Regions from separate parts of the Mus musculus genome. Here regions 1, 2, 3, 5 and 6 are each linked to region 4. Evidence: chromatin loops called from intact Hi-C (ENCODE). Cell type or tissue: heart. All regions are shown on one strand. Links, peaks and the distances in the headings refer to the core of each region. The heading gives the core; the rest is flanking DNA. Region 1 overlaps Cd83 (CD83 antigen). Region 2 has its middle 9.3 kb from the start of Gm33958. Region 3 holds the start of Jarid2 (jumonji, AT rich interactive domain 2). Region 4 has its middle 16 kb from the start of A330076C08Rik. Region 5 has its middle 22 kb from the start of Gm33489. Region 6 holds the start of Gm33195 (a long non-coding RNA gene).

The links. A loop is a pair of places that touch in the nucleus more often than their neighbours do. Peaks named below come from ENCODE experiments on the same cell type or tissue, not always from the same donor. Only the 100,000 strongest peaks of a DNase experiment are listed, where the experiment ranks them.
Region 1: it touches region 4 in a loop (2.4-fold over the local background); 2 of 42 quality-filtered maps call a loop at or near these places.
Region 2: it touches region 4 in a loop (2.3-fold over the local background); 5 of 42 quality-filtered maps call a loop at or near these places.
Region 3: it touches region 4 in a loop (3-fold over the local background); 12 of 42 quality-filtered maps call a loop at or near these places.
Region 5: it touches region 4 in a loop (3-fold over the local background); 10 of 42 quality-filtered maps call a loop at or near these places.
Region 6: a loop joins it to region 4, with 4 times the contacts of the local background. A loop is called at or near these places in 12 of 42 quality-filtered maps.

Annotation. Positions count from the first base shown.
Region 1 is chr13:43,793,421-43,798,254 of GRCm38, reverse strand. Cd83 (CD83 antigen) reads right to left here. Exons shown (of 5, transcript NM_009856.3): 3 at 527-722. Among named protein-coding and RNA genes, the nearest start is that of Cd83, 11 kb to the right of the region's middle. In heart, for the core only: a CTCF peak has its summit at 2,747 (motif pointing left); a DNase peak (open chromatin) is centred at 2,702; H3K27me3 peaks cover 352 bases.
Region 2 is chr13:44,407,060-44,411,893 of GRCm38, reverse strand. No RefSeq gene overlaps it. Among named protein-coding and RNA genes, the nearest start is that of Gm33958, 9.3 kb to the right of the region's middle. In heart, for the core only: no CTCF peak of the experiment used is centred there; a DNase peak (open chromatin) is centred at 2,293; H3K27ac peaks cover 1,486 bases.
Region 3 is chr13:44,728,061-44,732,894 of GRCm38, reverse strand. It overlaps Jarid2 (jumonji, AT rich interactive domain 2), which reads right to left and starts at 1,624. Exons shown (of 18, transcript NM_001205043.1): 1 at 979-1,624. The coding sequence starts at 1,023. In heart, for the core only: a CTCF peak has its summit at 1,507; DNase peaks (open chromatin) are centred at 1,634, 2,234 and 3,064; H3K4me3 peaks cover 3,072 bases; H3K27ac peaks cover 2,989 bases.
Region 4 is chr13:44,230,147-44,234,980 of GRCm38, reverse strand. No RefSeq gene overlaps it. Among named protein-coding and RNA genes, the nearest start is that of A330076C08Rik, 16 kb to the right of the region's middle. In heart, for the core only: no CTCF peak of the experiment used is centred there; DNase peaks (open chromatin) are centred at 2,380 and 2,720; H3K27ac peaks cover 2,321 bases.
Region 5 is chr13:44,065,007-44,069,840 of GRCm38, reverse strand. No RefSeq gene overlaps it. Among named protein-coding and RNA genes, the nearest start is that of Gm33489, 22 kb to the right of the region's middle. In heart, for the core only: no CTCF peak of the experiment used is centred there; DNase peaks (open chromatin) are centred at 2,390 and 3,920; H3K4me3 peaks cover 785 bases; H3K27ac peaks cover 2,833 bases.
Region 6 is chr13:43,862,467-43,867,300 of GRCm38, reverse strand. Gm33195 (a long non-coding RNA gene) reads right to left here and starts at 4,087. Exons shown (of 3, transcript XR_873323.2): 1 at 3,974-4,087; 2 at 1,262-1,479; 3 at 1-993. In heart, for the core only: CTCF peaks have their summits at 2,338 and 2,544 (motif pointing left); DNase peaks (open chromatin) are centred at 2,000, 2,590 and 3,400; H3K4me3 peaks cover 1,620 bases; H3K27ac peaks cover 3,111 bases.

The DNA.
Region 1 (4,834 bases), core at 466-4,465, 440 kb after region 4:
TCCATACATTGCACCACAAGTGTGTAATGTGTCACTGAGACAAGAAAACCAGAATTGGGGGTGGGGGTGGGGGATGGAGATTGGAAAGGGTGTAAGGGATCTCTCTGTGTGTGTGTGTGTGTGTGTGTGTGTGTGTGTGTGTGTGTGTGTGTAGCAACCGCAGTGGGAAAAGTGCAAACACTGGCTGGCCCTTTAAAAAGCAGTCATTTTTGTGAGCTGAAGATTATTGTCTTAGTTCTAATAGCTTTCAGCTATGTGACACGAGGAGAGTAACTGTTGTGCAAATCCAGGGTCTTACAGACAGTACATTTGTCATTTCTGGCCTCAGTCCCTTGCAAATGTTGGGCAAAAGTCAGTGCATAGATTAAGCCACATAAAGAAAAAGTTAGGATATTCTTCAAAGGAATTCATTTCCGGCCACAGATGTTGTCCTAAGCTGTGGGTTCTGATTCTGGAAGAGGAGAGACTGGGGCCTGCAGAAAGTGCACCCTGGTCTGTGAGAAGGAAGCAAGTGAGGTGAGTTCACCTGTCACCTTCAGAACCACGGTGCCGCTCAAGTTGCGCTGCCCTCCGAGCTCCTGCAGGGCACACCTGTAGGTGCCCGAGCTGCAGATGGTAGTGTTTTGGATCGTCAGGGAATAGGCCCTTCTCCTGGGGGCCTCGAAGGAGCTGTTTTGCTTGCTCTCCGGGAGCTCCACACTCTCAGTGCCACTCTCGGAGACCTGTGAGGAGGCAGCAAAGAGTCAATTACTGACAGACTGGCGTGAGGGCTTTACAACTTGCTTTCACAACACCATCAAAACATGTATGTTTTTAAAGCAAGACAGGGTGCTCCCCCACCCCCTATCCCTGTAAATGAGGATTCCAGGGGAGAAGAAGAGAATCTATAAAAACTCTTGAGACTGTGTTTGCTTTGAAACAAGATAAGACTGCAATGCTGTGATTGTAGCACCAGGAACCAACACAGCCTTCACCCTGCAGGGGTGAGAGAAACACTGGCTGGGAGACCTGTAAAGGGGGTAGTGGGGGGGAGAGGACGGGCACCATGTGAATCACTCTGGGTTGGATTTTGCTCTTTTAAGAGTTACTTTGGTTTTTGTTTTGTTTTGTTTTCAGATGCTAAGTCAGCCACTAGCTGATTCTTAATTTTGGATGCCAAAATTTACTTTCTAAATCTATTTTTAAAAACCCAAAACAATAACAACAACAACAACAAAACCAAAGCCACTGCCAGCCAACTCAAACTCAACTAAACCAAAGGTACAGATGAATAATGGTCCCCTGTCAGCGAGCACCTTTGACATTCAAGGTCACAGATGATTAGAAGCTGACAATGCTTTATGTCCCTTCTAAGAGAGGCAGGAAGATGCTGGGGACAGTGGCATGAGGAGGTTTTATGAGTCATGACAAAGCACCTTATGGAAGGACCGTGATCCCCAAGCTAGCCAAGCAATCTAACTGGCTCTCTCCCCAAGCTCTCTTGGAGATTGAGTTCTGGGTTTTTTCAGCATCTCCTTCTCAAAGATGTGCCATACAACACATTCAACATCCACTCTCTTTCCCATCCATACGTTAGTGTGTCCATGTTTTCCCATGCATACATGTTCATGTGTATGCAGGCACACATGTATGCATGCATGTGTGGAAAAGCGTGGGGACAACCTGAGGTGCATTTCTCACGTGAGACCCACTTCGTATTTTAGTGACGGGGTCTCTCTCTCTCTCTCTCTTTCTCTCTCTCTCTCTGTCTGTATATATATCTGGCCTGAATCTTTCTATGTACACTAGACTGGGGCCAGCTAGCCCCAGACCTGACTGCCTCATGTAGATGACAACCATGTGCCACCACATCTGGCTTTTTTTTTTTTACTGTGGGTTCTTATGGATTGGACTGCCTGCAAGGCTTAGAAGTGTTTCTGATCTGTACTCAGTAGTTGGCTCCTCCACCGAAATGGCTTTAGGCACATGGAGCCTTTGACCCTGTAGCTTACTTTTGTCATTTACACGATTCACATTCAAGAAATGTACAATTAACAAACAAACAGCCAAACCAACAAAAAAAAAATCACCACCACCACCATCAACAACAACAACAACAACAACAACAACAACAACAACAAAACCACCAAAAATGTCTCACAGTATTTTAAATAAATTTACAACTTTGTGTTGGGCCACATTTATAGCTATTCAAAGCCACATGTGCCTGCCCTTCGGGCAACAGGTTGGACACACCTTAAGTTCAAAGCTTCCAAAATAGATTTTCATTAACAGTAAGGCAGACCATTGCTCCCAGTGCTGGCAGGCAGGCAGTCAGCATCCCTAAACAGCCTGGAACTGCCCTTCGCTGCTTGGCTGGCAACCAGTAGGAAGCCCTGGGACAAGTGGCATCCCTTACCTAGCCTTACTATCATAACAGAACCCAAGCGTCACTGTAGGGAAAAGGACAGAGCACTGGACTTCTCTGTGTTGTAGTGAACTGTTAATGGGGAACACAATTATTGGGGAACTGCAATTCTCCAATGTTCAGAGCTGGGGGGACGCTGGCAGGGAACTAAATAGCCAAGGGGTTGGGAGTGATACTGGGGGGGAAATGCACAGGCCCGTGTGTTTGTGCAAGCACAAGTGCGTGCACTCTGGCTCAGTTCTGTTTAACGTAGGAAGCCTCACAACAAGGTCACCCAGTTTTGATCCGAACTTTCAGTGTGCTGGCGTTGCTGTACAGTGGGCTGCAGAGACATCTGCTGGCAGATTTATGCTCACTCCCAGCATCGGGCTGTCTCTGAACAGAGAATCCCATTTCTTGACAGTCTTCCCCACTTTTAAAGGTTCCTCACTAAATAAGCAAGAGTCTCCGGGAGGAAGCTAAAAGATTGGGGCTCTTGGAGTTACAAAACACAGCAACATTGGGCTTGGGGACTTCGTTCCATCTGCAAAGTCCCTGCTGTACAAGCGTGAGGACCTGAGTTCAATCCTTAGCACTGACAAAAAAGTCTGTGCTGGACTGGGATCCCAGAGGCTTGAATGCCAGTCAGTTAAACTAGGGAGCTCCAGGCTCAATGAAAGACACTGTCTCAAAAAAATAAGGGGTGGAGGGATGATTGAGTGACATCCAACAATGACTTCTGGTTTCTCCACTCATGTACACACATGCACCCATGTATGTATGCATGTGCACACATGTGCACACATGCATACATGCACACATGTATGTGCACACACATGTATGTGTACACATACACACATAGACAGGAATGATGAAAGGAGGTAGCTGAAGCATCTTCAAAGAAACCAAGAGCATCCAACTGATTCAGAACAGATAGAGCTTGCTCTTTATGGCTTATAACTTCCCCCACCCCTGACTGTCCAGCAGAGCTGCCACACAAGACCAGTTTGAGCTGGTTAACCCTTCTCAGTCTCTCTATAGCCATGACCAATATTCCACCTATCTCTTTTTTTTGCCCTAAATCATTCTTCAATGGTAAATATGACTGCAGTGGCACTAGGAGATGACCTGCCTCTGCTTTCCTCCCGGGGAGCTTCTCCATCTATCACGAGGGTTCTCCCTCGGATCAGAAAAGTCAATGAGAAAGTCAAGATCAAAACCTACAGTACTCCCTGGGGCTGGTGTAATACCTTTTCTATGTCACTGAAACATTTGAGACATGCTCTGACCATGGCTTTTACAGTTTGAGGTATGGCAACAAAACTGGTGAGTGTTTCTTTTCTCTTCTTCAAAACATTGGGATAAAAGATTCATTCTTACTATGGTCCTTAGCAATCTCAACATAAGAAGCTTGGCTCTCTCTCTCTCTCTCTCTCTCTCTCTCTCTCTAAGGAAGCTCTGTACAGTTTCTCTTTGGTATATCCAAACTGCTAGCATCACTACTCTTGTGTGACAGGCCCATTATTAAGTAAAATATGGGAACCTTGAACCCAAGATACCTGATCCTAAGTATATCTGACAACCACAAAGATGGCTTAGTGACTTGTGAGAAGGTAGCTTATCTTGTGTAGATAAGCTGAATGAAGGGTAACTTATACCCCAGACAAGACAAGCTGTGAGGTTCCTATCACGTTTCTCAGAACAGCAGACAATGTAAAACTTGGAAACTGTTTACTTTGGAAGTTTTTCATTTGGGATTTTTGTACTGTGATTGGCCATAGGTCGTTGAGTTGGGAATAGGTGAAGTTGTAGCTAAGAGGGGCGACCCTAGAACACAGTGGACAAAGCTGTACAGCGTGCCTGGAAATATTCCACAGCCTGCCCCTGGTTTCATGTTCAAGGCATATATAATATCAGTTGCTCTTGCCTTTGTCGTCTTAAGACATAACTTTCCAAAAAGGGGGAAAGGGTAGTCATAAGACCCCACCTGAGACATACAGGCTCTCCCCACTAATGTCAAAGCAGCAACCACATTTACACCTCTGTTACATGCTCAAAACCAGAGTGAAGCATTAATGAATACCAGGAAACCCCTTATGCAAAACTTCATATATTCTCAAAAGACCCGTGGCCAGCTCACCTTGCCATGTCAGATGAACCAGCTGAGGCTGAAGCAGTGCCAGGGACTGAAGATGTCCCAGAGAGCACAGAGAGGTAGGATGGCGGCTGGACCAGCCCCCTCTGTGCTTTGAACATTTGGAGCTGGCTTGAAACCAACCACTGGCAAGAGGAGCATTTTAAACATTCCAAGTACAAAAGTGTTTCATTGCTTCTCTGCGAAAGCATTTTAGGAAATAGTAATTTATAACAAAGGAACCCTCCGATTCACTCACAGCCGAGCATAATTGACGGGAACTGTTTAATGTGTGTTCCGTGATGCTAATATTG
Region 2 (4,834 bases), core at 406-4,405, 180 kb before region 4:
ACCAGGGGACATTTTAAGGGAGGAAAGGCAGACCTGTAGAAAGGGGTGGGAATCAAGGCTCTGAGAAGGAAAAGGCATGGAAGCAAAGTGCCTCAAGGTTCTCATGGACCTACACAGCATCAGGGGCTGGAAAGCCACCTGTACTTCTGGGACCCATCAGCAACAGGACTGTTCTGTAACTGTTGGGTTGTGGGGGGGTGGGGGGGGAGGAGGAGACATGAACAAACAGGTAATCACTCCAGATAGGGTACTGGCAACAGCCCAAAGAACAGATTCTACTCACGTCCCGCTTTGAAGTTTACTGGAGTTTCTTAAAGGCGACATGATTAGCTGTACCACCAAAAAGCTCACTCTAGCCTGGATGCTCTCTATAGCATTAAGGAAAAGTGCAACTCTGGGATTCTCTGTACAACTTGCAGGCAGTTCCCTCGAAGAGCCTCCTCTCTGTAATGATTGTCATGCTGTGTCAGTAACCTTATAGGGAAGGGCCTTAGGAGTCTTTTACCTTTCTGAACTTTCAGAGTCTCCTGAGCTTCCCTCCTCTCCAAGAGGCTATGTTTCGAGCTGGAGAAACTAACTGCACAAGAAGACAGATGGGATCTTAGCAGAGGGAGAAGCTAGGTTGTAGAAGATAGGAGGCTAGAGGGGAGCTTTGAAATTCAGGTGTAGGGAAGGGTAGATGGGGTGAATGGGGCCCAGGGACTCCAGTGCGCATGAATGTCATCACCAGGCTTTCTACCTCATAGGAATAAGAAGATAATAGAGGTGCTCACAGGCGTGACTGACACTCCAGGTGTGGCCATGGCCTTAAGGAGCCAACACAGCCTCCTGGCAGCACGATTCTGGGAGGGCAATGGCCAAGGGGGAGGTTCCAACTCACTTCTTTGCATTCTCAGCAACCATTTTGTAAGAGTCTTCAAGCAACTGCTTATTTCATAAGGGCAGACGTTGAAATGGGATTGGTTCCCTTTGGCCACTGGGCTCTAGGGTTCTATCACCCATTCTGTTCTGAGTGCTACTGAGATTCCAAGTGACTCTATGGGTGGTACAGCCACTCCACAGCCTCTGAGCCCAAGGGATTGCACAGTATCTGCCACCTCCCTGCATTCTTTCTTAGTTCTATGGGAGCCTTTTACCCACAAGGTCTCATGGGCACTTAAAGGAATTGCTTTTTTTCATAATGTATCATGTCTTTCCCCCTCCCCTAACTAGCTCACAGCTTCTCTCTCCCTCCCTCCCTTCTCTCCTTCTTACTCTCTCTCTCAACAAAATTAAAACAAAGGGCGTGGCGGGGGGGGGGGCAAAAAGACAGAACAAAAGAAAGCAAGAAGCTCCCCCTGCCACCCCCAAACCAACAACATGGAGTCTGTTTTGTGTTGGCCAACTGCTTCCTGGGCATAGAGCCTGTCTGAGTGTGGTTGATAAACCCAGGGCCACTCCACTGTAGCAAGCAGATTTCCCCTCTCCCAGGAGTTCTCAGTTACAAAGAGCTTCTCAGTTAGAGGTGGGACCCTGTGTCCACTTCTGCTCTCAGGGCGGCCATTTTGTCTGATTTGAACACGTGCAGGTTTTGGGTCTTCTGCCACAGTCTCTGTGAGTTCCTATTGGTCCTGTTGCGTCTGGCAGACACTGTTTCTTTAGAGTCTTCCTCTACCTTTGGCTCTTAAAATCTTTCTGTTCCTCTTCCGCGTTGATCCCCGAGCGTGGAGGGAAAGGGTTTGATAGAGCATACCATGTAGGACTGGGTGCTCCAAAGTCTCTCATCCTCTGCGCCTTGTCCAGTGGTGGATCTCTCTGTTAAGTCCCATTTACCACGAGAAGACGTTTCTTTGGTGATGGCTGAGTGATTCACAAATGTACCTCAAGCGTGCGTATATACAACCAAGGTGACATTGGCTGCCGGCAAAAGCCAAGCCCTAGATACAGTAAATGGTTTTTAAAAGCAACAGAAAGGACAGTGAATGTGAACACCTACAGGCAGTGCACAAAGTGAGTATGGGTGTGACCACCTCTAGGGACCCTAGCTCAAGAGAAATTGAGCACCAGACCCTGGGGTTTGTCTGAGGGTGAGGGGGGAGAAGACAATAGAAGATGGGAGCTCCAGATTAGCACAGACTCCTATCTTCAACGCCTGCTCCTTCCCGAGCACAGCTGTCCTCTTGCTTCAGAGACTCCGGCAGAACACGCCTGCTCCTTAGGCCCTTGTTAAATACTCTGTCACATGGAGAAATTCTCCTGCAGGCAGGTGAGTCAGAGTTCACAGCTGCTAGATGGGAACTCTCTGTTCTGGTCTGGACAGGAAGCATATGCCAAACCTGAGCAAAGTCCTCTTGAAATCTCCCCTGGGAGCCGCCTGGCAGTGGCTCTCTAGCCCGGAGCTTGGCCCGGGAGGAGCAGGAGTCTGTCTTGTTTGCATTTCTACAGGCACAAACTGATTGCTAAATTGAGCGGTGGGCGCTGGACCCGGGGTTGTTAATTTCCAAAGAGAGCTGAGAACTCTGGTGAGGTTTTGAAGGGCTCTTTGGAGCAAAGTACACCTGTGTGTCCATGGGGACTTAATCCCTGAGGTTTGGGGTTAGCCAAAAGCTGAGGTTGATGGGATTTCACATTCCTGAGAGGCAGTAACTCCGAAGTTTATATATAGTTTCCCAACCACACGGTTCCAGGAATCCAGTGGGTGCCTGGTTAGAAACCTGAGCTGTTAGACTTGGGACTTTTTTTTTTTAAATCTTAACCACTGTGCTAGATCCTTTGATAATTCCAGATGAGTGAACTCCACCAGGGACAACCTTGAATGCTCTCAGGAAGGGCCTGTTTGGCTTTGTGTGTGTGTGTGTGTGTGTGTGTGTGTGTGCGCGCGCGTGCAATATCCTAGGAATCCACAGGTTGAGATAAATAGGACCATGAATGATAAGACACACAAGGTTAGTCATTAGTGTTACCCAAGCCTCAACCTTCTATCTGCTTGGTGACCTTGAGTTAATCCTTTCACTCACTGGGAATGTGAGTTGATATCAGCACAGAGGCTGCCAGAGGTCACTTCGGGGAAGAAAGCTCTGAACTACTCCTAAGGAAAAGGAAGATAAAGGATGCACTGGGAGAACTTCTGGGATGGCATAATCGGTCCATTAGTCTCATCGGGAGCGCAGAGACCACCCAGGAGCTCCAGTCTCAGAGCGTACAGTCTTACATGAGAATTCCAGACTTCAGAACCCACAAGCTCTCCTACCTAAGCGCTGTCAATGGACTTTCAACTTGAATTATCTTGGTGTGGGCTGTGGGAGATAAAGCTATGTTAGGTCTGGACCAGTTCTAAGCTGGAGAGGGGGCTTGAAAGTAGTTCTGTCCACTGAATTACCTCATATTCAGGCTGCATTTGAATGGAACATTTGCATATCTACACTGCTTTCCCCTAGTGCAAGATCTCTCCAGACTTTCAAAAGGTACTGACTTCCCCAGCCAACTAGAACCCTTTCTTTGTCCTTGGCTAGAAAAGGCCAGTTATTAAGAAACCCAAATGGTTTCTCATTTTTTGTTTTGATGTGTTCTGTTTAATAACAGTTGGGTCTGACCTATTATATTCTTTTTGTGTCCATTGCCTCTTTCTCATATTTTTGTTTATTTATTTATTTATCTTTGAGGCAACCTTAGGTATCAACTGCTGTTGATCATACTCAATATGGATGCAGAAAGGTAGAATGCTGCATAACGTCCATGGTGGTCTGCAGCGGAACAAGAAAGGCTGCTTTGAGAGCAGGTTTCTAGGTGTTTCTGTCTCCCCTGCTCTCTAGGAAAATTCTTTGTTTGGTCTTTGCTCCAGTCAGAATCACAAGCAAAAAATGGAGCCAGGCAGATCCTGTGTTATGTCTGATTCTGAGCAACGATGGTTATTTTTCAAAGGAAAATAATCCTGAGGCATGAACTGTGTCGTTTTCTGAAGTTCTGGCGCCACAGTCTATGTCATCTCCTTGCTTCCCTCAAACAATGCTAATTACCCCGTATCCTGAGCTCCTGTTGTCTGTTCACTGGTCAGCAATCACTCTGTCAGAGAGAGATTCCGCCACTTTCCTGACACCACTTTTAGGCATAAGAGGAGAGGGTATCTCCCATGTGTGTGCCCCTTCACAGATTCTGCAATGAAACAAGCTGTTTTAATGATTTGACTGCAAAACTACTCATTTTGCCTCAATCCCTTGCCTGACACTGCTCTGGCAAGAATTATATAAGGACCTCCCTGCCAGTTTGGCGATTGAGGTTAGTGTTCCTTAATTTGGGAGCTTGAATTTGGAAGGCAAAAAAAAAAAAAAAAAAACCTATTGTAACCCTTAACTGAAAGTTAGCATTTCCTTCAGCCAAGGGTGTGGTAACAAACCACAGTTGTGCTAACATGGCAGTTATTGCAAGGATCTTAAAATACCATTTTCTTCCATCCCTCCTGAGACATTATAGTGGTTTGTAAAGTGACTGCTAGATTTTGTTAATGTATTAATGACGACACACACATAAGCCTATAGGATAATGTTTTAAACACTGTGCTATGGTCATATTTTTGCTATATGTAGTTTTAGCTACTACTCTATATTTTATTTTACATATTTAGTATTCTTATTTTGAGAGGTGTCTATAGTCTGCAGTAGACTGCCAAAGAGATCTGTGGGTGGTGGGGTGGTGGGGGCTGGGCAAGCAAAGAAACCCATTTTAACCATTTTATGTTCTATTTTCATTCCATTGCTGTGATAAAATACTTTTAAAAAGAAAAAAAAAAGCAACCCAGGGAGGAAGGGGTTTCTTTGGCTTACACTTCCGGGGTACAGTCCACCACCGAGGGAAGTCC
Region 3 (4,834 bases), core at 568-4,567, 500 kb before region 4:
AAACTTTCTCATAGGGTCGCATTGTTCTTTATTTATCTTCAAGGGCCTTTTTTTTTTCTGGGGGAAAAAAGTGTACTTTGCTCTAAAGCATACGCAGCTAACCACCGGATCACTCGAGTGCATATTTGGTTAATCCCCTGGTTTCCCTCTCTACTCCCTCCCCCCAAACTTACAAAAAAAAAAAAAAAAAAAAAAAAGCCACTACACAAAACAAAAACACTCCCTATGCCAAGCAAGACGCTGCTATACTGTGCACAAAACAAACCTAACCATCACAACCCAATCTCAGAAACCCAGTTTTCAGGGAGAAATTATTCGTATTAACATGCATTCACTCAGGCACACATATACTTTTACATGAGCTATGTTTTTCCCCTCAAACTAGAAACCATGAATCTTTAGAACCAAAACCAGCCTCTTTATAAAAGTCAATACCAATAAATGCATTCCCAGTAACATGATTCCCAACTGGGTCATGTTGCAAGCTAGATAAGCCAAAAGGGCCACATATATTAAATGATGTGCCAGTGCTAGAAGATCGCCATAATCGTACTCTGGATTGCAACTTAGCTTCCAACACACATACCTTACACGATTTTCCAAATAACACTAATAACAGGCTCATTTGTATGCAAAGTGCAATATGGGACCAAATCCGCCCGAGAATGCAGTTAGATCACTGCGGGGGCCCCCACACACAGAACCCCAACCTCCACCAAAACCCCTTGCCTTTCACCAAAACTACATCAACGTTGTGTCATTCGAGGTCAATTTATATACTTGAGGTATCTCTACACCAGTCTGTTTTCTCAACCAAACTAGGCAGACACGACTTTGCCTGAAAAGCCCTTTCGGAAAAGAAAGAGCTTTATCGGACGCTGTTTAAAACCTTTCAGCTGCAGAATTATCTATAAACTTGACATTCACAACCATCGCTTAAAACTGCAAGCCAAAGGATGTGTTGTTAAGAGCACTTACGTATTTCTTCTGAATGATATTCCTCTTGGGTCTTTCCTTGCTCATTCTGAGATCCAAATGCTGATTGCAAAAGGGGACAATTGCTTCATGAATTTAAAGCCGTCAGAAATTTGCAAAAAAATATCCTGGTGGTTTTTATTGTTGTTGGTGGTGGTTGATCTTGTAATCCGACTTTTCTTCCTCTTCCCCCAAAACCAGATTCGCCTTGAAATAAATCCGAAATTGAGAAGGATAAAAGAAAAAATATAAAAAGAGCCAAAGACGAGCGAAGCAAACAAGAAAAATTCACTTTAGTAAAACACTCATAATGGAAAATTTCCCCCGAAACATACAACAGACACAAAAAAAGAAAAGAAAAAAAAAGAAGAAAAAAAAAAAAACCGACGCCCTTCACTCCCCCCCTTTTTCTTCCAAAAACTACATCAGCGAAACGTGAAGGTCCTTAGTATCTGATCTGTAGTTACATCTTGAAGAAGAAAAAAGGAAAAGATAAATTTAAAATGTTGGAAGTCACGTTTGTGCTGCAGCAGCAGTGCGAGCAGAAGAGTCAACTCCAGCGGCGGCGGTGGCGGCGGCAGCACCACAGCGGAGGGCTCGCCGAGTCTCTTTTTTCCAAGCCCCTTAACCAATGAGAGAGAGGCTAGCCAGCCCAACTTTAAATGGACTCTGCTTTTATACAAGTTAGGGCTCCTCGGCTAATTCGCCACCTCCCGCCAGCCGAAAACTCCCACAGCTGAGCCCCCCGCACGCCTGCCTAACCTCTGCCCACAAGCCCCGGCCCGGTGCGGAGAACTCCCGCAGCCCCGTCGACGAGACCCCGGAAAGGCCTCCACGAAGCCTCTGCGGGCCGCCCGTCAGGCGCCTCTCCCACGCCGAGCCCAGTCGTGGAATTGAGAGAGGCTCCCTAGCTCAATGCATGGCACGCTCGGTCGCTCCACCTCAGCCCCTTCCCCCCCCCCCCCCCCACCCGCAGTCCGCTCACCCAACAGTCGCCGCATGCAAACCTTCGCCACTGCCCTCACGTCTACCTGCAGCCGGGCAGCTGGGTACCAGTGCCCCAGGACGCCCGGCCCGGGGGAGAGCCGCCTATTCCCGGGGCACCTTAGAATAGTCCCCTTGATCTTCTGGAAGTTGTAGTCCCTTGACTACAAAATGGCTATGGCCACGGAAGCGAAGAACTACAATTCCCAGCGTGCCCCACGCCTCCTGTCACTCAACTCCCTTTTCCCCGATCGCTTCCCCCTCCCCCTTCCCCGGGCCCTGCCAACAAACGCTTGGACGTGTCCCGCGTGCGACACTGCTAGAGGCTGGCTCGGGATTGGCCCGCGGAGCGTGTGGTCCGGGAGCGAGGAACTCCCCACGCCGGCCCCGCCCCCCAGTCCCCTCCCCGCGGGGGCCGCCCTCCCGGCCCGGCCCGGCTCGGCCCGGCCCCGCGCGCCCCGCCCCGCCCCCACCCCGGGCGCGAACCGCCTGTGGAATCGAGGAATCGGCGCGCGAGAGCGCGCCCGCGGGCCCGCGAGGGCAAGCCGCCAGGCTTCCCGGGGGAAAGGCCTCGGAGCGTGGCGGCGGCGGCGGCGGGGGGCGGTGTCAGCGAGGGGTTGGAGCGGGTCCTCAGCCAAACTGGGCCACGCACCAAGAGGGATCCTCGCTCGGTGCGAACTCGCTGATCGGCAGCGCCCGCTTGCTTCAGCCGTTGCCGGCGGTGTCACCTCAGGACAAGCGCCCGTGTGCCGAGCAAGCGGGCGGCCGCTCGGCCGCCGGGGTGGTCCGAGGTCACGGCTCCAAGCCGGCCCGCGGCCGCACGCGACCCCACGCGCGAGGCAGACGCGGCTGGGGCAGCCTCCCGGCGAAAGCTCGCGGCCTCGTGGTCGCCGGCCCGCGTGCCCGCCCCTGTCCCCGGGGCCGACGCGACCCTAGGCCGTCGCCGGTGGCTCCGAGGTGAAGCCCCGCCGTCCCTGGAGACGGTGAAGGGGGTCTTTACCCTCAGGACTAGGGCTGTCCGCGACCGAGACTCCCAACGCCGAGGTGAAACCGTGAACGGAAAAATGGAGACCGACCCCCCAACACAGGCAGCCCGTAAGGAAGCGTCTCGAACACTGAGTGCCCGAGAGCCCAATGGTCTGTGCCCCGCAGCCTTACCTGCCCCAGCCCCTGCCCTGCCCAGGCTCGCCAGTCGCTCAGATCAATGGATCGCAGGCCCTGCTGTCGCTCTCGGGGGCATTCGCAGGAACTTTAGCACGGCTCCCAGCCTCGGCGCTAATTTCCTGGTTCTAACCTATGGTCTTCAAGGTCCTGCTTTTCAAATCTGACTGGCTAGCCTCAGGGAAGCGAAAAGGCTTGGAGCCTCTCCCATCCACCTGCAGACACACATTGGCTTCTTCCTCTCTCTCCTCCCGGGCAGTCGGTTCCCAAAACAAGCACTCCCGAGTCACGACCATTCCACTGTTAGTCGCAACAGGGCAACTTAGTCATGGTGTCTAGAAGGTTCTAAAAAAGCGAGTTAACACCTATGGATTCAGAGGTCACAGTGGCCACTTCAGACAAGTTGAGCGATGGCTTTCCTAAGCTGCTCAGTTTCCACATCTGCAAGTTGATTCCGGCCAAAGCTTATGGAGAGGATTATAAAGTAACAAAACCCTAGTTTAGAACCATGCAGGTTATTGGACTGTTTCATGAGTTGACATAAGACACCCTTATTTTTAAAAAGTTATACCTCATTATTTGTCTTATTTTTTAAGTTTCTAAAACTCATGTTCATTTTACAAGCAGAAAAATTAATTGCCTGTGTGTCTTAAATAATGCACAAATTGTTCACTGTTTCCGTTTGGTTGGAATGATCGAATACATTTCTATTTTACAGTTCAGTTTTGACCACCCAAGTGACTTTATGGTCGTCTTGACACAAGGTGCTTTCCAAACCCATTCGGATCATTACGACCTGTACACTAGAGGTGTCTGTTTCTCCACGTCGTTATTATTTTAAACAGCTTTGTGCAAATGTAATGTCATATCTGTCAGACCCCAGTCAATTAAATAAGAACAAAGGTGAGTTTCTGGTGGTTTCTCTGGACAAGTTTGGGGTTCTCAGTCCTAGGCCTGTGAAGTCTCCTGCTAGACTACCAACTCCAAGTCCCAGGCAAGTGTGAAAAACCATTGTTAGTTGAGGCCTAAGGGGGTGGTAGAGGAGGAATTTGCTCATTTCCATAAGGCTTAGATAATGCTGGTGTTGTTTTCCTTGAAAAGGAAAATGGATTGTCCTTTGTGGTTGACAGTCTTCCCTGCTGTGGGAATAACTATCTCCTGATGACTTCCAACCTCCACCCTCCAGGCCAGGCCAAGTATTAGCTTTGCTTCCCATCTTTTATTTTGTTAGGAGGTCTAATTTGCTTTTCCTTGTGATTTTTTTTAACTCCTGAGAGAACTAGGAATGGATTCCTTTGAACCACATGCTAGCACTGACGTCCTCTCTGAGGATGCAGAATCCTCTCTAAATTAGCACAGGACTCAACCTGGTAAGTGCAGGCCTGGTAAAGAACAGCCTAGAATACTTGAGACTCTTTAAAAAAAAAAAAAAAAAAAAAAGGAAACTTTCCAGGGTCAGTGGTAGTATTGTCTACCTTTCTTCTTCCTTCCTTTATTTTTTTTTTAACTAGGCAATCTGGAAGTTCCCTTGGCTGTCCATGAACTCAGAAATTAGCATGACTATGCCTCCTGGGTGAGGGGATTAAAAGCATGTGCCACCAAGCCCAGACATAATTTTTTATATTCTCTTCAGAGCCTCTGGAACTTGATAGAATTGAAAAGGTGTCATTTTTTAATACCTCACACAAACTCTAATGGGCAACATTTAGACTAT
Region 4 (4,834 bases), core at 566-4,565:
CTCTTTATCCTAAGTTTGTGAATCAGGACTCAGTCAGTGAGGCTGGCTGGCCAGTGAGTCCCGGGGCCCTCCCATCTCTAGTGCAGGGTTACAGGGATGCATGGGCATCTCTAGCTTGTTGAATTCTGGAGGATTGAGTTCAGTCCCCATCCTCGTGTGGCCATCTCTCCAGTCCCACCATTCACTTCTTCAACACCCATTTATTGAATGACCACACTGCACCCTGCTGTAATTATGTCTCCAATTAAGTAGCCCTTTTCTGATATTCACATACTTGTATCACATTTTGTTGTACTACATAGATTGTATTTTGGGTAAGGGGGTGTTTGGGTTTGAATGTTAAAATGTCCCTCATAGGCTCTTGGGTTTGGACAGTTGGTTCCCTAGCTGTTGGCTCTGTTTTGCAAGGTCGTGGCACCTTTAGGAGCTGGTGTCTCCTCAGAGGAAGAGAGTCATGAGAACAGGCCTTGGGGTTTATAGTCTGGCCTGTCTGGTTTCTGCTTCCTGTTCTGTCAAGCTGAGAGGCGAAGAATCCCAGCTGCACATACCTGCCACACGGGGCCACCTGCTTTGTAGTCAAGGATGGCCCTGATCTATGTAAATCCTCCTGTCTCCACCTCCTGAGTGCTGGATTTACAGGAGTGTGCCACCCCACTCAAGATTGGTCTGTCGTTTCCACTATCAAGGAATAACCGCCATTTTCCATCCCTTTCATTAGATTGCTTGGGAATATCTGGCGTTGAAATAAGAAGCCTGAGAAGGAGCCAGAGGCCACCCCGCCTCTTTCCTGGTTCAAGCACCTAGTTCATTGATCAGTGACTGACCTTTAAAGATGTCACTTCTCTGGGATGTTATTTCGTCATCTCTTAATCTAGCACCATAGATCATGATGTATTCTTATTTCACTGTTACTCAGCATACATATGGCGAAAGTCCAGTTTTACATGGAAACATAAAGAGTTTTACTTTTCAAACCCCCAGGCCTATGTGCATTGGCAGATGGCACATTATTTATAACCATACTCTTCGAAGTATGCCCATGGAGGGAATTCTTTCTGAAGGGACAGGGGTAATAAATGGTGGTATGCTATAGCTAAAGTGGAGATATTTATCACCGAGCTGTGTGGCTGCTCCCAGGGCTTGCCTTTCCCCCAGATGCAGGAAGCCAGGAGCCCAGATTTCTGACTTCAGAGTTGCCTATACTTTGATTATAAGACCAAACGTAGCTGAATGAAAATGAAATACTAGCTTCTAACATCGGAGTTAGATGTGAATCGAGTTCATTTATTCTATAGTGCAGATAGCTGATACCAGGCCCAAAACAGAGCAGGGAGTGTGACAGGAGCCAGAGGAGCAGCCCTGTGTGGAAGAAGGGTTAAGGCCACAGAAGAGGAGGGGATGCTGCTTTCAGGAAGAAATCCCTCCTTTATTTTTCCTCTCCTAAGACCAACCAGAAACCAGATACAAGGTCTCAGTGCAGAGACTGTCGCAGACTCCTTTGTGACTCAGGGTCATTTTCAAGACCGAACACTATTGCAAAGGTCAGACAAAACTGCCCAGGCCACAACCAGAGTCTATAACAGCAGTTCTCAACCTGTGGGGCATGAATCCCTTTGCAAGCCTCTAGCTTCAAAAATATTTACATTACAATTCATAACAGTAGCAAAATTACACTTCTGAAGTAGCAACTAAAATAATTTTATGGTGTGGGGGGGGTCACCTCAGCATGAGGAACTGCATTAAAGGGTCACAGCATTAGGGAGGTTGAGAACCACTGCTTCTAAAGGGATTTTTTTTATGCAAAAAATTTTACCGTCACTCATTGGAGTGGGGGAGGGAGCTAGAAAAACATATAGTATAGAGCATGAACATGTATACAGCTTAGCATAAACCATGCAAAGAGAAAAAAAACCAAAAAACTGTAATTCTGAAAACTCTTCTTCAGTTTCCCCCATATTTAACAGCATAAAGCATCTTTCCCACTCCCCAACTTAAAGAAAGACTTCAAGATGATGTCCATGGCAGTTTACCCAGGGTAGGGGGGAGCTTGCAAAACTAGCAGCTGTGTTCATTCTGAGCGGTGTGCTTTTTTGAGGGAGGGGGCTGGGGAGACTTGTCCTCCGAGTCATCTTAAGTCTTAGGATAATACTTACCTGAAGAGTTGGCTTGCCACATCCAGCTCAGGCGTGGAGTTTGGGATCGGTTGCACCCTGCTTAAACAGCGATCTGGGCAGCTGTGTGTATGCACGTGCTGTAGCTGCAGTGCACGCGTGAGCACGTGTTTGAACCTGCCTACCAACTGGGAATGGGCGTGGGCTGTGTGAAGCTCTCGCTCTTGTTTCCATCTCTGACTTGCAAATGAGGCCTGTTTTCATAAACTCAGTCAGGCTGTGGGAGTAGGAGCCAGAAGATCCGAGGGAGTTTTTCCCATAATGCTTGCTGCCCCCCCCCCGGGGGGGGGGAAGACACAAACCTGGTGGTGTCTAAGGCAGGGAAGACCTATCTCCAGGTGAGGCCGAGAAGGATAATAAATACCGTTTGCTGGCATGAGTTCCTAGGGCAGAGCTGGCCACAGGAATCGAGGTCCCCAGGATGTGAGGACCCCTTACAAAGCAGGCATTTATGAACCGGTTTGCTCGCCACTAATTAATTCCCCAGACATTCACCAACAGTAACAATCCCTTCAATTAGAGGCCAGGCCCTGGAAAGCCCTGCTGTTTATTGGAACTGACATCTGCATGGCCAAGTGTGACTGTGTTAATACGGAAATGCACAAAGGGACCCGGAGTCCTCCCTCCCCATCCCCGTAGCCCCCCTGTAACTTTTAAGCAAGGATTTGGCTCTTTAAGGAGTTTTTAATTTGTGGCTTTGCACTTTGGTGGTTAGCTTGTCAGCACGTTGCTTACGCTTCTCCCTGGGCTGTGATGTGCCCCTGTTCTGGGTTCTATCATAAGCTCATGAAAAGGACCTCAGACACTCTAAGGACAGATCTGCTGGAACTAGAGTTACAGTCTCCTGCGAGCTGCTATGTAGGTGCTGGTCACCAAATGTGTGTCCTCTGCAAGAGCAGAAAGTGCTTGACAGCTGAGCCATCTCTTCAGCCCTGGGTGTTGTTGTTGTTTGTTATTATTGTTAGCTTGTTTGTTTGTTTCCTGGCATTTTTAGGAAGTTGACTTTCCCGATTCTCCTATTCTGGGGAGATGTCAGGCTAGATGGTACCAAGATGATTAAGGGAATACACCCCTGACCACTGAGAAAGAGGATTAAACCTGAGCGAATTCACAGATCTAGACAAGGCAGGATTAAGACAGGCTGGTGGTAAGAGGGAGCCAGGGATAAGAGGGCAGGGCTCCAGGGGAGATGCAGGCAGCTGGCTGGCCAGCTTTGTGGAAGCCCTGGCTTCCACAGGCATTCACTAGGGGTCCAGAAAGCCAGTCTGGGCACAGAAAGGGACTGGGTCATCTGGGGGCATGCACTCTGGGCTGAGGGAGACTCTCACTGCGAGGCAGAGCGTAAGCTGATCATTTGAGGCTTGGCTGACCAGGGCATTAAGTCTGCAATAATTTAGACAGATGGAGACCAGTGGGATGTGGGAGTTACTTCAGGAGAATCAGAGTTAAGACAGTGTGGGGTAAGAAAGGGGAACTGGGGCACACAACCTAAGACTCCGCCCTGACTTGCCCTCATAGGACATAATTTGAGGACACTTCCCAAAGTTTTGTGTGCTGACAGCTTGACCCCTCAGGATGACAGGGCGAATGTGGAGGATCTTTCAGAGATGGGGCCTAGTGGGAGGTGACCAGGTCACTGGGGCACTACCCTAGGAAGAGATTAATGTAGTGCTCTTCCCCCCAAGAGTGGGTGGTGGTAGAAGCAGTGCACCTCACAGGAACATACTTGCCTGTTGTTTTGTCATGGTCGTCCCATCGCTACACTACACCACCTTCATGCTGGAGTACAGACAGCCGCCATCACCCCTTTGAGCCCCCAAAGCTGTAGGAAAACTGAAGCTCTTTACTACTGTGTCCCTTGATCCTGGTGTTTGGTTATAGTGACATGGAGCAGACTCAAGCAGGCTCTGAGAGCAAGGTCCCCTTTCTACAGCCCCATCTCAGGCTGGGAAGGAGGTAAGCAAGGAACAGCAGCTTTGTGGTTAGAGCTGAACGGTCAAAAGATGTGAAAGCTTTATGGAGGTCAAAGAAGGTCAGGTCAAAGAAGGGAGGGCTCAGATGACAGCGTAGTGGGGAAAGTACCTGTCTCCTAAGCACGAAGAGCCGAACCTAATCCCAGCACCCACGGTAAAGATAGGCATGTACCTGTAGTCCCAGCACTGGGGAGCAGAGACAGGGAGATCCCTGGGCTCATTGGCCACTGGCCGCTGTTATAGACCAGCGAGAGATCCTGTCTCAAAACAGAAACAAAACAAACAAAACCCATCTTGACATCTTGACAGCTTCCAAGAGGATCTTCTACTCTTTATATGAGTATGCACTTATTTGTGCACATGTACCCCTCCCCACACTCACACACATACACACACACACACACATACTCACATACACACACTCACATACACACGCTCACATATATATACACATACACTCACACACACATACACACATATACTTACACATACACTCACATACATACAGACACATACATACACTCACATACATACACACTTACACGTATACTCACATACACACACACTCAAATACATGCAACACATACACACATACACTCGCATGCACACAGACTCACACATATACACTCACACACACACTCACACACTCACATACATACACACATTCACACACAATTCATACACACACTC
Region 5 (4,834 bases), core at 366-4,365, 160 kb after region 4:
TTTCTATTTCTACAATAACAGCAAAACTAAACAAACTCCCATTAAATGCAAATACACCTGGAAGTTTCCAAATGTGATGTAATTTAAAGTAATTAGATCAAAATCATGCTTAAGGTATGACTCATGTATGCGTGCAAATGCAAGTAAAATTAAGCTCATGTTTTTGAGTGGACAGTGGTTATCCTCGGGGAAGAGGGAATGGGTTATAAATTGGAAGTGCCTTCTGAAGTGGGTTGCTTGGGTGTTGATGAAATTCTATTCTTTGACCTGAGTGGTCCTTCATTTTGTGATAGATCCTAGAGCCATATATGTTTTCTGAATGCATTTTTCTACACTACATGATATATCACTTAAAAGATTTTTAAGAATTCATTAAAGTTAAAAGAAAAAGTTCACTATCATGTCTTCCCTTTGTGCATTTTAAACCCAGAGCAGGAAAGACACAAAAGCTACAGAGATGTTGAAAAACAACCCCCAGTCTCTTTGGTCTGGCTCCAAGATCCAACTAGCCTGAATATACTCAACCTAAAACGTCACCCCTGTTATTGACCCCCCTCAGGAGAAAGATAGTTCTAGACAGCCCCAAAGAAAGCTGTCTCGGGATTATCAAGTCAAGAAGAGAAGCCTCAAGACTTTCTTTCCTGGCCCCATCTTCAGTGAAGTCTTGAAGGAAGTGGTTTTCTTCACAATACAGTGGTTCAGGTTTCTATCAGTCAGTTCAGACTCCTTCTTCTCTATGGACTGGGTGGCTTCGTAAACTGTATGCACTATTGTTTGTTCAGCCTTGGTAGAAGAGGATATCACTCCAAAGCCTCTGGGACTTCAGGTTTCATGGGGTAAAGACAAATTTCCCCATTCTTATCTAAACAGAAGAATTCCACCCGCTCCGGCTCCATCTTCCTAGAATCTTTATGCATCTCTTCCTTCTAGCAGCTCCTCCTCTTTCCTTCCCCTCCTCAGCGGAGAGCTATAGAGAAGCAAGTTGCTTTGGTAAACTCCGTCATCCCTCTCAAGCATATATTGAGCATCTGCGGCACACCAAGCACTGTATGCTAATGTGATAATGGGAAAGACAGGCCAAGTGGAAACACTGCTATCTAAGGAATAAAGAATAAGCATTGGGCTAGCAAGAGGCCATCTCTCACACAGCCCTGCCTCCTCTACCAGGGTTCACTGAGATTCATGGGAATCTGGAACCCAGTTGAGCGAGCACTGAACTCTGCCGGCAGACTTTTCTCCGGCCTGTTTTTGCGTTTGCTCGTTCGCCCCTGAAACAGCAGGTGTGATGTCCTTTACCTTAAACATGCTTGCCAGTAGTAACCTCTGACCTCCCAGAAACTGCTTGGCCTTTCTAAAATACACGGAATTTTAATTTGCTCATTCTTTTTTTTTTTTTAACCATCAAAAGATAATTAAATTACCACTGTTTTAATTAAAATAGCATTGTTGGCAAGGATGTCATTGTTTCCCAGTCCTCTATTGCACCATTCCTCAAAGGTATAGCTGAGGTGCGAGGTGAAGACATTCCTTCCTCTAGCCTCAACTCTCAGTGAAGATGATGTACCTCACCAGGCCACCTAACCTTGAGGGTCAAGAGCACAGGCAAGACCCTCTAAGCTACAAACCTGTCACTACTACCACAAGGCCAAAGGCTGATGCTGCTCACAGTCTAACTTGACTTATTTTCCCCTTCTTCTCAATTGGCCTCTCTTCCAGGGGTGAAGCCTTGGAAGCACATGGATAGCCAACTCCCTACAACACTCTTCCTGCTGAATTCTGAAAGTGTGGTCAGGATTCTCAGGAATCTTTAGACGCAGGCAAACAAGGCAAAGGGAATCCAAGCTATTTTAGGAAAGTTTTTCAAAGATGGAGAAAACCACAAAAGGTCCCTTTAGCATTGTTATCTACAGTAAGAAGAGAGGCAGACACCAGGTGTGCTGATGTGATTGGAATGGAAGCTTTGGCTGATGAGGCCCAGGTTGAGATAATTAAGAAAATGAAGCAGGGTTTCCTCTAGGATGCTAGTGCTGACTTTGAGCTAGAATGGTCAAGAAGATTCCAGAAAGCAGAAAAGCCTTTACCTGCTGCTGTTCCACAGTGAGGCCTTTCATTTACTACAGATCTTTAGGAATGCTGTAGCGAGCCTAAACCTTAAAGTGGAGAGGAGACATCTGAGCAGAGGGGCTTCTGGCTCAGACCTGGGTCTTGGGTCTTGTACCTTAACTGTTTGTTTATTTTTATTGGGCTTTCCAGACGCAAGCCCTCCTCAGGAACTCTGGGAAGCACAAAGAAGAAAGATGCTGGGACAGGGTAAATCTCAGGGGAGGGATCAGGGAGGGGACATCTGGGATGTGACTTATATAATCTCTGAGTTTCCTCTAGACAGCTGCTGTTGTCCTGTCCAGAGGCTGAAAAAAACCAGAGCATCTTTGCTTCCTTCCTGCCCGCCATTCATTGGTCAAAAACTATCATTTATGAAAGGAAGCCAACTCTCACCATTGTCCTTTCAAGATAGTACCAGAAGCCTGAGCATAGTCTCCTGACAAAGGAACATGGGGGTTCCTTGGGATACCTGGACCTAGAGTACCCCCAAAGTGTGAAAGGGTCCCAACAGCAAAGTTGGCTGCAGTTGGTTCCCTGGCTGCAGGAGCTATGGCCAGAGTGTGTCCCCCATTCCTTAAGTCTGTGTGTAGATGTCTCAGTCTCCACGGTGACTATTTGGATGTGAGATCTTTAGGATGGAATTCAAATTAAATAAGGTCACAAGGGTGGGCCCCAATCTAGTAGGGCTGTTGGTCTTACAAGAAGAGAAGGGGACAGCAGAGGTCTCTGTCCCTTCAGAGGAAGAGAGAAAGGGACATGTGAAGACACAGCCAGAAGGCAGCCAGGGAGTGTGACCAGGATCTGCAGTTGAATGGCATTTGGTCGTGGATTTCTGAGCCCCTAGAACTGTAAGAAATGAATGCCTGCTGTTTAAGCCACCTGATCTGTGACATTTTGCTAGAACAGCACAAGCGGACTAAGAACGATGCAGTAACCCTTAGCTGGTTCATCACAATATCCGTGAGAGAGCTCTGCTAAGACAGTCTGCAGTCCCAGGTACAGTGGGATCCAAGTGGCCACTCCTAATCTGCCATTCCTTAGCCCCTGCCATTGGTACAACAGTTAGGGTCCACTTGAGATCCTCTGGGTTTCGCCTCTTGCTTCTTTACCTTAACTTGCTTCAGTAACTAACCTTGCTTGATAGCATAGAAGTGGGACATACCAGGAGGGTATTCAGTATACGGCCATTCCTCCCCTACTGCTCAGTCAACCTACAAGGAATGAGAAGCCAAAGAACCAACCTGTACCCCAACTCCCTGCTCATTCTTCAGTTTGGAGAGGCTGCAATGAGGCAGGAACCTTCTAGAGGACAGGAGTCTGGTTATCCTGCTCATGTGACAATTAGGTGACAGTTGTTAGCAACCAACCACCTAGACTCTACTGAGCCCAGCACTACAGGGCAGAGGCTTCAAAAGCCACAGACTGTATTCTCTAGCAGAGGGGACAGTGCCTCGTGGGGTCTGAAGCCCAGCTGTTGACTTCTGGATCTGGCCTGCCTCTCATCGGCCAGCAGCTTCAGAGAGGAAGAGAGAGGTCCCGCTGCAGACAGAGACCTGGAATCAGTTTTGTCTCGTCCTCCTCCATGTCCAGGGCATACATAGGAAGAAGTGTGGAGCAGACAGACAGAAATGGACGGCTTTATCCAGGTGCACACCTCACTGGTTCTGTCAGCCACGACCGGGCCCCCGGGTCTATGTTAAATCCACTTCCTCAGACTAAAAATAACCATTCACAAGCAACAAACGTCAAAGTATTTTTAGCACACTTCAGACAACCAACCTTCCTGTTAGACTTCGGCTTTTGCTCTCTGAATCGGCTGCAAGCACAACTGAAACTACCCAGAACTCTGCACCTCAAATAGGCCACGGTGACCCCAGGTGACATCTGACTGTCGATGCCAAAGAGACTTTGTACCGGGAGATTAGAATCTCTAACGGCCTTCTGCTTTCAGCTGGCAGAAAGCCAGGCGTTAAGAGAGAGGGAAGGCTCAAACATTCAGGGTGAAGAGTTCTGGCCTTCTGAAGGTCACTGGTGTGGTTTCCTGAAGAAGGTCTTAGGAACCAGAATGCGGGACGGTTGCAATAGTTACAGTGGAAAACCAAGGAAGCCTGTGACCTGGCCACACTGGCACACAGCTTCCAGGTGATGAAGACATTTCACCCTGTGATGCTAGGCAGCGAAGGAAAAGAAACTGGCCAACTGTCACCTGTCAAAGACAATTTTAGGGGTGGCAGCATAATTCATTAAGAGAGAAAAAAAAGAGTATTTTCTTTTAAACATGTATATATAGCAGGTGAACTCTAGGAAGCAACTTACATTTAACTAAACAGCAATTTGTTTCCGCCAAAGTTCTCTTCCTATAACAGGTCTACCAGGTCTTAGCTGTCTCTTGTCCCCTTCACATGTACCATTGCTCTGTGGCAGTAAGAGATTGGGGGCAAATACAGAGCTGGGCTAAGAAGCCATAATCTTTATAAAGAATGGTCCATACCACCGGGAGGCAAGAATGGGAATATTTAGGGGAAGATATGTGTAGAATAAAGAAATTGGAGAAAGACGTCTAAATGTGTGCCCTGGCCAAATGAGGTTAGTTAGGGTGGCAAAGGCGTTTTTTCTGAGACCCTATTGAAAGCGACCTGACTGTGACAACTTCATTCATCCAAAGCTAGAAAAGAAAGGCAAAGCTTCGTCTGAAGAAAGAAGCAAGAAATGGGCTCACACGCATCTTCTT
Region 6 (4,834 bases), core at 438-4,437, 370 kb after region 4:
AGGGCCTGAAAGTTGGGCCAGGTTTGGTCAAGAATAGAACAAGGACTCACCATGGACAAAAACCGTAGCTTCCCAAGACTCTGAAACACGAAACACGGATTCAAACATCAGCTTTGCCACTCACTGGCTATAAACGCAGTCAAGTTTCCTGAGTCCCCAGCACTTAGCTTCCCTGACTCTGGAGTGGGAATTAGCAGGCTGATCTCTCAAGGGCACTGGGAGGAGTAAGCAGGTTATAACTTATGTAGGACACTAATGGAACGTATGATATGTATGTAGGACCATAATGTCAATGTTTACTGTCACCACTCCCCAGTTCAACACAATCTCACTGAATGGCCTTCCTGGTCCATCCCGGGATTTGTGAACCGTCTGTGTGTCCAGACAACCTGAGATGTGACCATTGCATTGACTTCTCGGCATTCCCAGAGGTAGGCTCCCGTGTGTGAGCTCCTGCTTGCTGTACAGTTGCTTCAGCTTCTCTGTTTTGCCAATCACTGGTCTGTGACTCAGGCCTTTTGTCCCAGTCTGTTGTCTGTAATAAAACACCTTAATCGGGGAAACTTGAAGAGCAGAGAATGTATTGCTCACTCGCTGTTCTGGAGGGTGAGAATTTGAAGACCAAGGTGCTAGCAGATTTGGTGCCTGGTGAGGGCCCACTCCTTGCTGAATAGGTGGTGACGTGTGGGTGTTCCTCACATGACTGAAGGGGCCAAGACAACCCTTTTCAATCACCTCCTTTATAAGGGCGTATCTGAGTCATAACTGAATCACATCTCCAGAGACCGCACCTCCTAATATGATCACATTATATATTGGGTTTCAACATACATTAGGGAATGGGAAACAACATTCAGACCACAGTAGGTCTAGTAGGTTCAACTGTGCCTGAGTGGTGATATACCTGGAATATGGCAATGCATCCATGCTGGCTCACTCCTGGGGGAATAATCTTGTGGGGTTTTCAATTCTCTCCCCATTGCTGGACATCTCCTAAAAATGGTTCCGTGGCATAGCCAACCTATTCTACTAGGAGGCCACTCACTCTGATGAAGGGAGTGTTAGTACATCTAGTAACCCAAGGGAGGTTAGTACATCTGTGTTTTGCTAACTCTTGGAAACAGAGACTGTTTAGCAGCCCTTCCACCCCTCTCCCTCCTCACCCCTCTCCCTCCCCACCCTTCCCCACTCCTGACTTCACTTTCACCACAACAGGTAGCTGACTCTGTGTTTCCATGGTTCCCCCAAATCCAGGACACACCTGTAAATCTCTCCAGGTGATTCTTTGATATTCACCTATGTAGACTCTGTTCTGTTTCCTGCTGGTCTCTCCTAGGTCCTGAGTCCGGAAAGGACATCCTCCAAGCAAAATCCAAGAGATAGTCTACACCTCTCCTCGGAGCACAGGTGGGAGAGTGTAGACCTAGCAAGCCCAGCAAAAATTCCAGACTCAGTTACACCAGGCTTCTTTCGGGAGTCCTGTTAGATGCAAATGAATGTCAGGTTAAAACAGACAAAAGATACCTGGAGATCACCTGAGTGCGACTCAAAGGCTCTGCCCAAGTGACAGATCTTCTCCTGCCCTGTGGAAGCCCAGGTGTGTTTCCCCTCCCATCTCCACATTTAGCAGTGCAGCTCCATCACCACTAATGCTGCCGTCTGTCTGCCTCGCTCAGACTCAGTTCTTTCAAGACGTCGCCAGAACTAGAGACAATCCTCAGAACACCTGTTTTAAGGTAAAAAACGCAGAGGGGGCAGGTTTGTGCCTACGGAAGAGGGGAGCTTAGACAACAGGAAGGAGGCATATGATTCCCGCACAGGACAAGGAGAGGAAAAACAAAACAAAACAAAACAAAACACCAAAAAACGAAGAGCGGCGGGTGGTGGGGGAGGGGGGTAGGCAGGCAGTAAGCCTTGAGGACTCTTAGGCCTCGCAATAAATGAGGACGCCTGGCGCCTGCGGCGGGGTCAAATGGGGTCAGACAAGCTTATCCCTGCGCCTGGGAATTGAGGGCATCCCGAGGACAGCTGTAGAACAAGAGTCTCCTGCGCCCTCCCCTTCTAGGCAGGTCAGGAACCATGGAGGCAGGAGCTCTCTCAAGGTAGTGTCAGCGGCATATATCTCTGAAATGGAAGCGACGTCGGGCTCTGTTCAGAATCCCGACGAGAGACAAAGAGTAGCTGTCAGTGTTGTTCGCCTCCACGAGAATCGATGCTTGCTGTAGGTCCCTAAAGCCCAAACCAAACCAAACACTCCTGGAAATATCAACAGACTTTGCATCTGTGACAGGCTCCCCCAAACTGTTTCTCCGAGCTCTTAACAACAAATGCATGCCTTTGCAAATCGCCCCCAAAGCCACCCAGGACATCGGCGGCTACCCCACCCCCACCCGATCCCTTGCCTCCAGGCCGCCCGGGAGGGCTCACGGCCTGGGCGCATCTGCTGGAAAGACTGGAAAACTTTTGCCAGACCAAGGCTGGTCCGGTGCTTCCAGGGGCGTGTAGCCACGCAGCACGGCACTGCCACCTTGTGGCCGGCGGCGGCATCGCTGACGACAGCCAGCAGCAGCCAGCGCAGGACTGGAGCCTGAGGCTGGGCAGCAGCGCACGTCCGCAGGAAAGCACTAGGCTAGCAGGGGCAGGGGCGGAGCGCGCTGGCGCCGGTCACGTGGGTTAGCAACAGGCAGCAGCCAATGACCGCGCTAGTCAGGTGGCGCGTGCGCTCGGAGACTCCGGGAAGGCGTGGAAGGCTCTGCCTCTGCAGAGCAGGCTGCCTGGGGGAGTGGCGGGTCGTTGTGGTTGGAGTTCCGACCTCGCTGTAGAGCTGGCGAACCAGATCTTTAGCAGAGACCTCTATGGGGGACAGCGAGTGAATGAAGAGATGGCAGAAGGGACATGCCCTTGTCCCCCTGCTTCAACCACTTGTTGCTTTTGCTAAAAGCCTTAGTCTGTCACCTAGATGCTCGTACAGGATTAAACAGAGTAAGGATGCTCCTGGTTGTCAGTGGCTCAGTGCCCTAGAACTTCTTGCTACAAATGGTATCAAGATCTTAAGGAGCCTAAAGGATTGGTCAGCGGAGGACAAAGCAGAGAAAGCCAGGAATTGGGTCACAGAGGGGGAAAAAAAGTCAATTTAGTTGGTTTTAATTTTCCCCATTGGAAAAGCCGCATTCAAAAGTACAAAGAATGACTTTTGTGGTAATCCCACCATGTTGACATAAACCAGCCCACCCTTGAACACTGAGCTGACCACACTACAAAATGTTAGGTGGGGGAATCAGAATGGGCTCTGACAAGTCCAGTCTCCAAGGGTTTTTGGGGCCGAGCACATTGTTTCTTGTGAATGGCCTCTCTCCCTCTCTCCCGTCTGGTTGTGGTTCCCCTTGCACACTGCCCCTCTGTAACAAATCCAGGATTGCCCCCAGGTGGCATCTAACCCACCCTGTATTTCGGGGCACTTTGAAGGACTATAAGCTGTTTCACCATTGTAGGATGCTGTTACAGAGGCAAAAATGGCTCCGCCTCCAGAATCTAGCCATCCTTAACATCCCCCTCCAAGTTATTCTTTGACAGCCTGCACCCACTGCTAACTACTCAACTGAAGGGGTAACTTTCTAGCCTCTTGTCTTTTATCGTTTTTTTTTCTCTTGAAGGTCATTCGGGGTCAGATTGACCCCAAAGGTGGTGGAAATGACCTGTCCGCTAAGAACAGGAAGAAGTTTGGGGGAATCTTCCAAGACAGCTTCCTTGAGAGTAGCCATGCCTTTCATCCACAGATCTCACTCTGTCCCAACTTCACCTGAGCCAGAGAGAGTCCTCAGAACACCAGATTTAAAGTAAAAAATACGACATCTCAAGCTTGTGACCATGGGAGAGGGAACTTAGGTAACTGGAAGTGGCCATAACACACACACACACACACACGCACACACACACACACACACGACAAGGGAAAGGGGCAGAGGTAGCTAACCTTGAGGACTCTCCTAGGCCTTGCACTCCAATGAGGACTCCTGGTGCCTTCAGCATAACCAAATGGGGTCAGACATGCTTATCTGACCATGTGTTTTCTTCTTTTATGTATATATTAACACCTGAGTTTAACCATTACTTTATACAACAGGCCTCGTAGACCCACTAAGTCCTGGCTAATAATTATATTTCTGCAAGTTCCTGGCTGGTATATATGTTTACATTTTGAGTCCATGAATATGTATTTAGTTCTAAGTAGCAGATCCCACAGAGCCACATAGGTACTAGAGAATACCATTGCATGGAGAGAGAACTGGCAAGTGAGGTAGATTCCTGAAATAAGTGAGCAGAGATCACCCTGCCGCCACAGCCAGGCGCCAAACCTTCTCCCCTCCACTGGTTGATGAGTCTGCATCTGCTTCCTCCAGCTCCGGACCCCAGTCTTCAGTTCTTCTTGGGGTTCTTTTGATCACGGAACAACTGTCCCTGTGTTTAACAGTTATAAACACAGTGAGACTTATGGGCCAGGGAATCACAAAGGAGACAGAGCCGCGCCTGGCTCCAGCCTTGGCTCTTGCATTTGACAAAAATCCCTAACACTCAGCACATTCTGACAGTCTGAACTTGGTTTTCTTCAGCTCCAGGATAGGATGGAGTTTCTTACTTGGCAACTGCACAGGGTTGGGACTCAAGGTCCCAGCTTTCTCATTTACAAATTGAGGGATATGAACTTTTTGGGTTTTTTTTTTTTCTGTAGCTGATTCCCTTAAAAGAAAAAGGCAGTGTAAAAGCCCAGCAGATGAAGCCACAGGTTGGCTGTAATGGGCCCTGAGTTCTCCAATGCTCACTTTTACCGGTTAAA